Regions from separate parts of the Homo sapiens genome. Here region 2 is linked to region 1. The links are chromatin loops, found by intact Hi-C in ENCODE. Cell type or tissue: Calu3. All regions are shown on one strand. Region 1 has its middle 67 kb from the start of LINC00709. Region 2 has its middle 210 kb from the start of CELF2-DT.

What was found. A loop is a pair of places that touch in the nucleus more often than their neighbours do. Peaks named below come from ENCODE experiments on the same cell type or tissue, not always from the same donor. Only the 100,000 strongest peaks of a DNase experiment are listed, where the experiment ranks them.
Region 2: it touches region 1 in a loop (8-fold over the local background); 24 of 110 quality-filtered maps call a loop at or near these places.

Annotation. Positions count from the first base shown.
Region 1 is chr10:9,339,982-9,344,981 of GRCh38, reverse strand. No RefSeq gene overlaps it. Among named protein-coding and RNA genes, the nearest start is that of LINC00709, 67 kb to the right of the region's middle. RefSeq lists an enhancer at 1,608-2,124. In Calu3, a CTCF peak has its summit at 1,933 (motif pointing left); no DNase peak of the experiment used is centred here.
Region 2 is chr10:10,674,782-10,679,781 of GRCh38, reverse strand. It overlaps a transcript of CELF2 not described here. Among named protein-coding and RNA genes, the nearest start is that of CELF2-DT, 210 kb to the right of the region's middle. RefSeq lists an enhancer at 3,668-3,717. In Calu3, no CTCF peak of the experiment used is centred here; a DNase peak (open chromatin) is centred at 2,111.

The DNA of each region.
Region 1 (5,000 bases):
ATTTATGTGGTCTCTTGTTTTAGTATTTCCTCCCCTGCCTGAATGTAAACTCCACAGTGGCAAGTATCTTGATCTGTACTGTTCATGGTTGTATCCTCAGCAACTACATTATTACTGGAACCCAGTACGAAATGTATAGATCTGTGCTAAATGAATTTCAGCTGCTGAGGAGTATATGTTGTAGATCTATGCCATTGCTCCTGTCACCTGATGCGAATACCCTTTTCACCTGTGAGGAATTAGCACCTGAGGTAGCAAAGCCTACTAACCACCAGGGCAGCGTCAGTCAAAATGTTCACTCCCCCTCTTCCCCTGTAGGGAAGATATGGGAACATGTTCTAGGCTGTAGTCATCAATAGGCCAACCTCAGTCTTTGAAACAGAAGCTAGAGGTGCAGGGAGGCATAAATGTACCAAATCCGTTCTGTCAAGGATGGCGGCAGTAGAAGAAGGTAGTGCTGGTTTCTGTAGACAGCAAGGACAGCAGCTCTCTTTCAGCACTCCACCCTGCGCATTGTTGATGCCTATGATATCATTCCTAAGGTGTGTTCTTGAAACCAGTTTATAGTATACCTGCAGGTGCGGTTCCTGACTCCTTGTGCTCCAAGACCAGGTAGGTCTCCAGGCCTCTCAGAGATTTTATGAGCTATGAAGTATTCTTTTAAATAAATATTAATTGTCTAAATTGGCTAAAGTTGTTTTCTGTTGCTTACATTCAAGCATCTCAAGATGCAATAAAACTTTCAGCAGCACACCACATTAAGTATCCAGATCAAAGCCACAAGCAATTTTCAAATGTTTTAGCCAATGTTCTCTCTACCCCTCAATAATACACATAAGAATTATAGAACTCTGGCCGGGTGCAGTGGCTCGCTCTTGTAATCCCAGTACTTTGGGAGGCCAAGGCAGGTGGATTACTGGAGGTCAGGAGTTCAAGACCAGCCTGGCCAACATGGTGAAACCCCATCTCTACTAAAAATACAAAATTAGCTGGGCATGGTAGTATGCGCCTGTAGTCCCAGCTACTCAGGAGGCTGAGGCAGGAGAATCACTTGAACCCCAGGAGGTGGAGGTTATAGTGAGCCGAGATTGTGCCATTGCACTCCAGCCTGGGCAAAAAGAGCACAACTCCATCTTAAAAAAAAAAAAAAATTATAGAACCCTGAAAAGTTTGTGGCCTAATCAGAACAGCAGCACAATAACTTTAATTTCATTGATTTGATGGGAATTGAATTGAATAGAATTATGACAGAATAAGATATTATTTTTATTTAATGAATTAAATGGATTTAAAATTTCTTTAGTCATTTCTTACCAGAGTGTTACAGGAGATTCAGTGCAAATAATGTGTATACGAACAAGGGCAGCATGGTCTTTGAATGACTTGAGGATTTTTAAGACTGACTTTTTTGTGTTTTTTTCCTCTCCTTACCTAGAACACCACTCTGAAATATATCATGCAGTCAATGCAAAACTATGTTAAAGGGAAGTCAGTTAGGATGGTTTTCATTTTCTACTTGATTTTATCGGAAGAGGCTTAGTCCAAAATACATACATACATAATATTAAATGCCAAGTCACTAAAGAAGAAAGCTTGGGTTAGCACCACTTGATCATAGCTTAGAACCATCCTATGCTAAAGAATTTCCCATATGAATAATGTAAGCAATTTCAAAGGCCATGTTGCTTTTCTTTGCCTTTTCGTATTTTCCATCAAATTAATTTAGAACATGCAAATATCCCTTTCATAACTTAATGTGCTACAGTAAACTGCAGAACAATTTTTGGGAAAAGGAGGTGGTTTGGATTGAACAGATTCCATGAATTTCTGTGCTAATTTAGCCTGACAGCTCAATGATTGTTCTATACACAAAGTTAAAACAGCAGAAACAAAGAGCTTAGCAGCAGGCACTCGAGAAGTTCTCTACTGCTCTCTGCTGGTTGCTATGTGATAGCCTTTAATTCTGTAGGCTTTTATCTTTAGGTGGGAAAAAAAGCTAATGTTGGGCAAAAGGTTTGCTTTCTATATCATAATTCACGTATGTACTTTAGATAATAGGAAGGTATCAATAATACATACAGAACACGTTTAAAATGCAGGCTATTGTTTTGAGATTTCTGCATTGCCAACAATGGCAACTGAAGAGATACTTATTTTCCAGCATTATGTTTTGGAAGGATAATTAGGATAATATATTCCCTCTTTATAATTTGCAGAAAATTTTCTTTTGCTTCTTCTATGTTTGAAAGTAAGTCAATTTGTTTACTTCTGAGTAATTATTGACCTACTATGCCTGGCATTCCAATGGACTGTTCTTCATCAAATAACTAGATTTTTATTACTTGTTATCCTCAAATGACTTAGAAGGCTTTCCCAGCAGGAGAAGGAGGAAAAAAGATAAAAGATGAGAAATGAGCTTACAATCTACTAGGATTTCTTGATGAGGTGAAATAGAAACATAGGCTTTATCGATGAGAGATATATCAAATGAGGTCTATGAGTGTTTTCTGAATTCTGTCTAGCAAAGGGCTCTTTTTATAATGGTGACATGCCATCAAAAATGGCATCTAAAAATTAAGGAAAATAATTACCTCTCTCTCTTCTCTCTTACCTCTCTCTTTCTCATATCTCTCTTTCTTTTTTTTCTCTCTCTCTCCTGTCTCTTTTTCTGTCCTAATTCCTAATAATGGAAAAGAGTAAAACTATAAGCCAAAGGTAAAAAAAAAAAAAAAAGTAAAGAAGTATCAGAAAAAACTGTAATTTGAATCATGTGCTTATTAGCTAATGCTTACAAAAATCAAGCACACACATCACAGAAAATAAACTGTGAGAATTCTGCTAAGTAGTGATTTTAAGATCAATATTTTGGGAGAGCCAGGTAATTAACTGTACCGTGGAAGGGCTCTGGAGCGGACCTAGACAGACTTTGAGTACTATTCTATGTGTGATAAGGTGATGTCATGAGAAGGGGCTGGAGATAAAGATGGAAGTGAACGTATGGGTGGAATTAGCCATCCTGCTTAGGAGAAAAAGAGGAAAAGCAGAGTGGAGGGTGCAGCCTCTCAACCGCCATTTATCAGCATGACACTCATGTCCTATAAAGTTGCTGAGATGGAGAATAGGATAAATGTGAGTCTCTGTCTCTCTTCAGAGAAAATTCATATTAATCAGGATCAATCAGACCAATAGAAATAATCCTGGTATGTTAAAAAGGAAGGAATTTGATGGAGAAGTCGATGTTTGCAAAACCATTAGAATGACTGGGCAATAGAGACCCCTGATGCCAAGAACTAGCCTTCAGGAAACCAGAAAGAACTGGAATCACAGGAGTCTGCCGGGGTGCCTGTTGCTAGCTACCTGGACTACCAAAGTGAGTGGTTCTCAGTAGGATGCCACCTCTTTACATATTAAATAGCCAACAAATCTTCCTACATGTCTTTGGGCCTCAAAACCCATTTATGGAGATGTTTCATATTTATACGTAGTCCTATCTGTCATTAGTCTTTATGGCTTCTGGATTTAGTGTCTTATTTAGGGAGGAATTTTCTAATGCAATATGGCAAAGATACATTTTATGTTCTAATATTTTCTGTCTAATAAATGGTTTCATTTTTAAGTTTAATTCATCTGATATTTATTTACATATTATCATTCCAGATTGAACTGCAGAATCAACCTGTAAAATTTCATTTCAAATATCCCTTAGAGATTTTGATTGTGGTTAGATTGAATATATGGATTAATTTTAAAGGAAATTTGCTCTTTGTAATATGGAAACTTTTCTCTCTTTTTTTTTCAAAGGTTGATATGTCTCTGTTTTAATTTTTGTGGGTACATAGTAGATGTATATATTTGTGTGATACATTGGATGTTTGGATATAGGTATAAAATATGAAATAAGCACTTCATGGAGAATGGGGTACCCATCAAGGATTTATCCTTTGAGTTACAAACAATCCAATTATGCTCTTTATTTTAAAATATACAATTCAGTTATTATTAACTAGCCACCCTGTTGTGTTCCTAATGAAAAGCTTCAATACTGTTTACAATGTTAAAACTTTCACTCAGAAACAGTGTTTCTTGTTCTTAAATTACTTTTTTAATCTATCAGTAAAATGTTATAGCTTTCTTTCTTTAAACTGTATTCTTTTCTTCCTAGGTTTAATCCTAGATATTTTGTGTATTTTGAGAAAGGAATCTTATTTCTTTTATTTTTACAAAATTGCGATCACTAATACATTGAGAATCATTAATTTCTGTATGTTATTCTGGCATCCAGTCACACTCAAACTCATCTATAATTTTTCATTATTTTTCTATTGATTGTCATGCCTTTTTAAGTCTAAATATAGAGACTTTTTTTCTCTTCCTCCTCTACTATTTTTTATTTCTGATTGTATTGGAAACCTGTCATTATTATTATTTTTGCTGCTGTTTTCTAACATATGTCATTAAGAAAGTATCCATTATCCCAAGTCTAACAGTTTTCAACAGAAACAGTTGTAAATTACAAATTATTTTTGAATCTATTGAAAGGATTTATTAGTGTTTTGTCTTCTTTACTCTAAAGCCAGCAAATCATTTTAGTGGCTTCTCTTGAATGATTTGCACATTCTGTCATGGATCTTCAATAGCAGCTAGTGGTTCTGGTTATTTTGTAGACCCTTCTTTTGTGCTGTTGAGTTTCCTTACATTATTTAGAGCTTAACAATATTGTTATTATTACTGTTAATTATTTTGTTCTATTTATGTCACACAGCAGAATTTCTTTCTTCTTTCGTTTCTGTTTTTTTTTTTTTTTTGAGACAGTCTCTCTCTGTCACCCAGGCGGATGCTGGCCCCAGGCTTCTTATATACTCTATAGAACCATGAGTCAAAATAAGCCTCTGTATAAATTACCCAGTGCCAGTGTTCCTTTTTAGCAACACAAAGGGAACTAAAAGAAGGGGGGAATACTGTATATGGATTCCTCCAAGAAGTGCAGACTCAGGCCAAAT
Region 2 (5,000 bases), 1.3 Mb before region 1:
ATCACCATGTGCCATGTATCTACTGAATACATTTAAAAGAGTAATATAAGTAACAGTTTTATTTTGAAATGTCAATATTGTGTTGATAATTGTGGAAACTAGATGGATATATGAGAGTTCATTATCCTGGTGTTCTTTTGGGTATGTTCAAATTTTTTCATGATAAAAAAGGTTTTTAAAAGTAAAACATAGGGCCAGGCATGGTGGCTTACACCTGTAATCCCAGCACTTTGGGAAGCCAAGGCTGGCGGATCACTTGAGGTCAGGAGTTTGAGACCAGCCTGGCCAACATGGTGAAACCCCATCTCTACTAAAAATACAAAAATTAGCCGGGCATGGTGGAGGGTGCCTGTATTCTCAGCTACTTGGGAGGCTGAGGCGGGAGAATGGCTTGAACCCAGGAGGTGGAGGTTGCAGTGAGCCGAGATCACATCATTTCACTCCAGCCTGGTAGAGAGATTGAGACTTTGTCACAAAAACAAAAAACAAAACATAAGAAAAGATTACCATTTTGTCCTTAGTCTTATTACTCAGGGGCTACTGCCTATTTTTCATGAAGAGAGCAGTCACTAAAATGAATTCAAATTGGAGATATATCATACTGCACCATCTCCTACCATTCTTGATAAATTATAGCCACCAGCTTATAAATAAACAAGTATTATTTTAGCTTTTTACAACAATATGCTAAAGTAGGGGGTGGAGATAAACAAAACTCTCCTGAAATCCCTTTATTTTAGCTTAGTTGTTCAAGGACCATAATCACAATTCCCCTGGCCATGTGAGGGAATATTGGTTTTGATTTGTTTTATTTGCTCTTTTCTGGAGACTTAGAAATTCTGTTCTACTGTTTATATGTGTATCCTGGAATGGAGTATTTGTTTCATCTTATTTTGACCTCATTGTAGCAGCATAAACCCCATTTGTGCAGGTTAAATGACTTCGAAAGCTCAGATCCCCAGTAGATTCCAAAAGGATCCTAACAGAGAACTATAACTTCCTCCATGAACAGGAACTGGGATCTCACCCCCTATTTAATCACCTATCCAAGTTCTGGGAATGCTGTGTGCTTAAAACAGTTTTTAATGGATTGATCACAAGCAAAATTCAACCCTATCAACAGTCAATCTCCTTCACTCACAGAGATGCATTTGGTGCAGTTTCTGGCCTTTTGGCCGTCATTGCATATCTACACTGTGGGGCCTTGGGTCGTGCACTAACACATTGACTTTGGTGAGGCTGGAATCAAAGATCAGCCCTGCAGATGGTCAACCATGTTTATGTAACCAAGCCTCCTATGTGCACCTTGTGCAGTGCTGTTCCATGGAAAGACCACCATCATCTTTCAGGTAGCAAAGACCAGCTGCAAAATAACATAATTCTTTACAGCCAGATCATTGAACTTTAGCAGTCACCAGTGCTTACTATCTGACAAATCTGATTACTGCCTGAAATATAGATGCTGTAATACGGTCACAGTAAGGCAAAACAATTTTAAATGTTCATTTAACTTCTTAAAATATCAGATATAATTTCTTGACCATAAAACAATCAAACAAACCTAAAACACAATTTGGAAATAATTTTTGCTAGATGTGTGGATCCATAAGTATCTCCTATAAAGTAATTTTACAGGCAATAAAGAGAAAAAGATTATAAAGATGGCTAGACAGCTAACTGAGTAGAATAGTCAGAATATGCCAAAGAAGCAGAGAGTTTTGTCACAGGCTTGCACCAGTAGTCTGCTCAGGCAGAGTAATACATATACACTAAAGATGGTAACTTACTAGGTCATGTTATAAAGTGACTGTCTTTCAAAAGTCACCCAGATTGACTGTCACAAGTCAATTCCTGGCAATTGCATTACTTGCCTTCATCTGATTCCATTGTTCATATAGTCCTAAATAATCAGGCTAGTCTTATTGATTAGTGGCTTGTTCTTGCCAACTGAGCAACTCAATCAAATTGACCCTGTGGCAACTTGTTTCATTGCTTAGCAGAGAACAGCTAGGATTCCCCCAAAGCCTGAGTCAGCCATCTTTGAGCATGTAAAACAATAAACATGAGGCTGCTTCCAAGCAAAGAGCACAGTTGTAGAGAACAAACCACTGGGTGGCACTACCGCATGCGGTTTCAAGGAGAGCTTGGCTACACTAATGGAGGATCTCAAATCTTAACGTGTGTTGACAATCATTCAGTGGAATTTGCAGGTACTCTGATTTCTGGGTCCCACTCTAGAGACACTGATTCAATATTCAGTATTGGGGCCCCAGGGATATGCATTTTTCAATAAGTACCTAAATAATTCTGATTGTGACCGTCTCAGAGAATCTTAGAGAAATACAAAGCTTTATTTGCCCTGTGGTCCAAACCTCAACAGTCAGAACTGCTTCTACCTTTCCAAAAGGGGCAGTTGGTTTCTGCTATCACCATTCAATTCATGGGTTTATGCCAGGACCTTTTAGCAGCCATAAATTCTATGACCCAGTAGAAAAGGGTGTAGCCAAAGGCTCTGTCCACAAGCGTAAGACCCACTCAGTCAGTGTATAAATGGTACTTACTTGGTTTCTATGTAAATGATGTGAACCTCCAAAGTATTTTATTAACATCCTGTAACTGTATATTCTAATGTCCCCAGAGAATAATCTTGGCTGATTTCTCTCTGCAGACTATACATTGCTATAGCCCTCATTATTTTACAGCTGTCAAGTAAAACCATGAGCAGCTGGGCTGAACTGGTCTGCTTTTTTGGACCATATTAAAAGACTTTACATTGTTAATAAATGGAGGCAATTAAAGGTTAAGTATTTAGTTCATCTAGCCCTTAGAATAATGAATGATTGTAAAGACAGGTTTAATTTAATTCCCCAAATAATTTGGCATTCTTGGTTATTAAGAGTCTAAAAGTACTGTCTGTTTCTGGTTCCATACTTAGCCAGTGTGGAAGCTGTCACTCCCCCCTAATAACAAGTAAAACAATGCAGGACAACAGCTCTTCTTAGATCTGTAAAAGAAGTAGGTTCACAGGACAAACCTCTGCCCTCCAAACTGGAAACACATCATAGGCAGACACAAAAAAAATCAGAACCTACAGGAGCAGAAACCTCCATGGAACCAGTGCTGGGGTAGGAAAACTGGAACTGTAACTGGCAACTCACTGGAGGCTTGGTGTGAACAAGCCTGAGAACCAAAAGCTCTAGGGGAACCCCATCACACTTTTGTGAATTTTACCTGCAGGAGCTTGACCAGATCCTCACAGTGAATGTAAGAGAAAAATCTCTTGGTGCTTTGCTTCTGGCATGGGGAGAGGCCAAGGAACCATTTTTGAAACACACCAGATCACTCTGTTCTTTTAAACAAAGTCTACCCTTAGGAAAAGCTAGTTAACCACGGTCTAATGTGCTAGAGTTTTATCAGAGCGCCACTGACCCAGGAGAAGGGAAAAAGTTCAACTCTACCCAGCTGTGTGGACTTCCCCATGGGAGAGGGAAATACCCATTTCCAGCCCACTGTGGCATTCTGGTGGGAGAAGGAAAAAACTCAACTCTAGCCCACTCCAGCCATCCTGTCTCACCTAAGGAAGGAGAAATAAAATGAGAAACACTTGGAAATTTCACAGTTCAGAGGCACAAACTCACTGTAAGACTGAGACCTAATTATAAGGCCACAGAATGCTTCTCCTTCCCCCACACCTTACCACTACATTATTAAAGCCTACCACCAGCAGTTCCTCTTCCCAGTACATCATCTCCAGCTACCAAGAAAAGATTACAAGCCATACTAAAAGGCAAAAGCACAGTTTGAAGAGATACAGCAAGCATTAGAACCAAACATACTGGGAAGTTGGAATTATCAGAGAGGGAATTTAAAACAACTGTGATTAATATGCTAAGCAATCTATGTAAGAAAGTAGATAGCATATCAAAACAGATGGAAAATGTAAGAAAAGAGATGGAAATCCTAAGAAGGAAGCTGAAAGACATGCCACAGATCAAAAACACAGTAACAGAAATGGAAGAATGCCTTTAATGGGCTTATTGGAGGACCTGAGGTGGCTGAGGAAACATCTCTGAGTTTGAGAATATCTTAATAAAAACCTCCAAAACTGAAAAGCAAAGAGAACAAAGACTGATAAAAACAGAATATTCAAGAACTATAGGAAAACTAAAAAAAAGACATAAAATGTGTAAAAAGAAATAAGAAGGGAAAGAAAGAGAAAAAGAAATACTTGAAACATAGCTGAAAAATTCCCTAAATTTATGTCAGACACCAAACCACAGATCCAGGAAGCTCAGAGAACACTAAACAACAAAAATGCCAGAACTACACCTAGGCCTTTCATTTTCAAACAAAAGAAAATCAAAGATAAAGAAGAAAATTCTGAAAGTCAAAGGGAAAAAACCCCCGCTTATCTATGGAAGGAAAAAGATTCACCTCTGACTTCTCAGAAACCACGCAAGCAAAAAAAGAGTCAAGTGAAACAGTTAAGGTGTTGAGAGAAAGAAACCAGCAACCTAGACTCCTATACCCTGTGAAGTTATTTTTCAGTAGTGAGGGAGAAATAAGGACTTTCTTAGAAAAATAAAAATTGAGGGAATTTGTTGCTAGTAGATCTGTCTTGCAAGGGATATTAGAAGAACTACTTTAGAGAGAAATAAAATAACGTAAGTCAGAACTCAGATCCACATAAATAAAGGGAGCACATCAAAAAAGAAAAAGGTAAAATAAAAACATTTATTCTTATTTTTTTATCTAACAGGTAACAGTATGTTCAAAATCACAACAACAATTTCAACTATGTATGCTTGTGTGTGTGTTTGTGTGTATATACCTCTGTGTGTGTATGCTTCTATATACATATAAGTGAAATAAATGACAGCAATGGTACAAGGGATGGGAGAAAGGAATTAGAATTGTTTTGTTATTATAAGGTATTCACACTGGCACAAGTGGCACACTCACACAAGTGGCACACTCACACAAGTGGCACACTCACACAA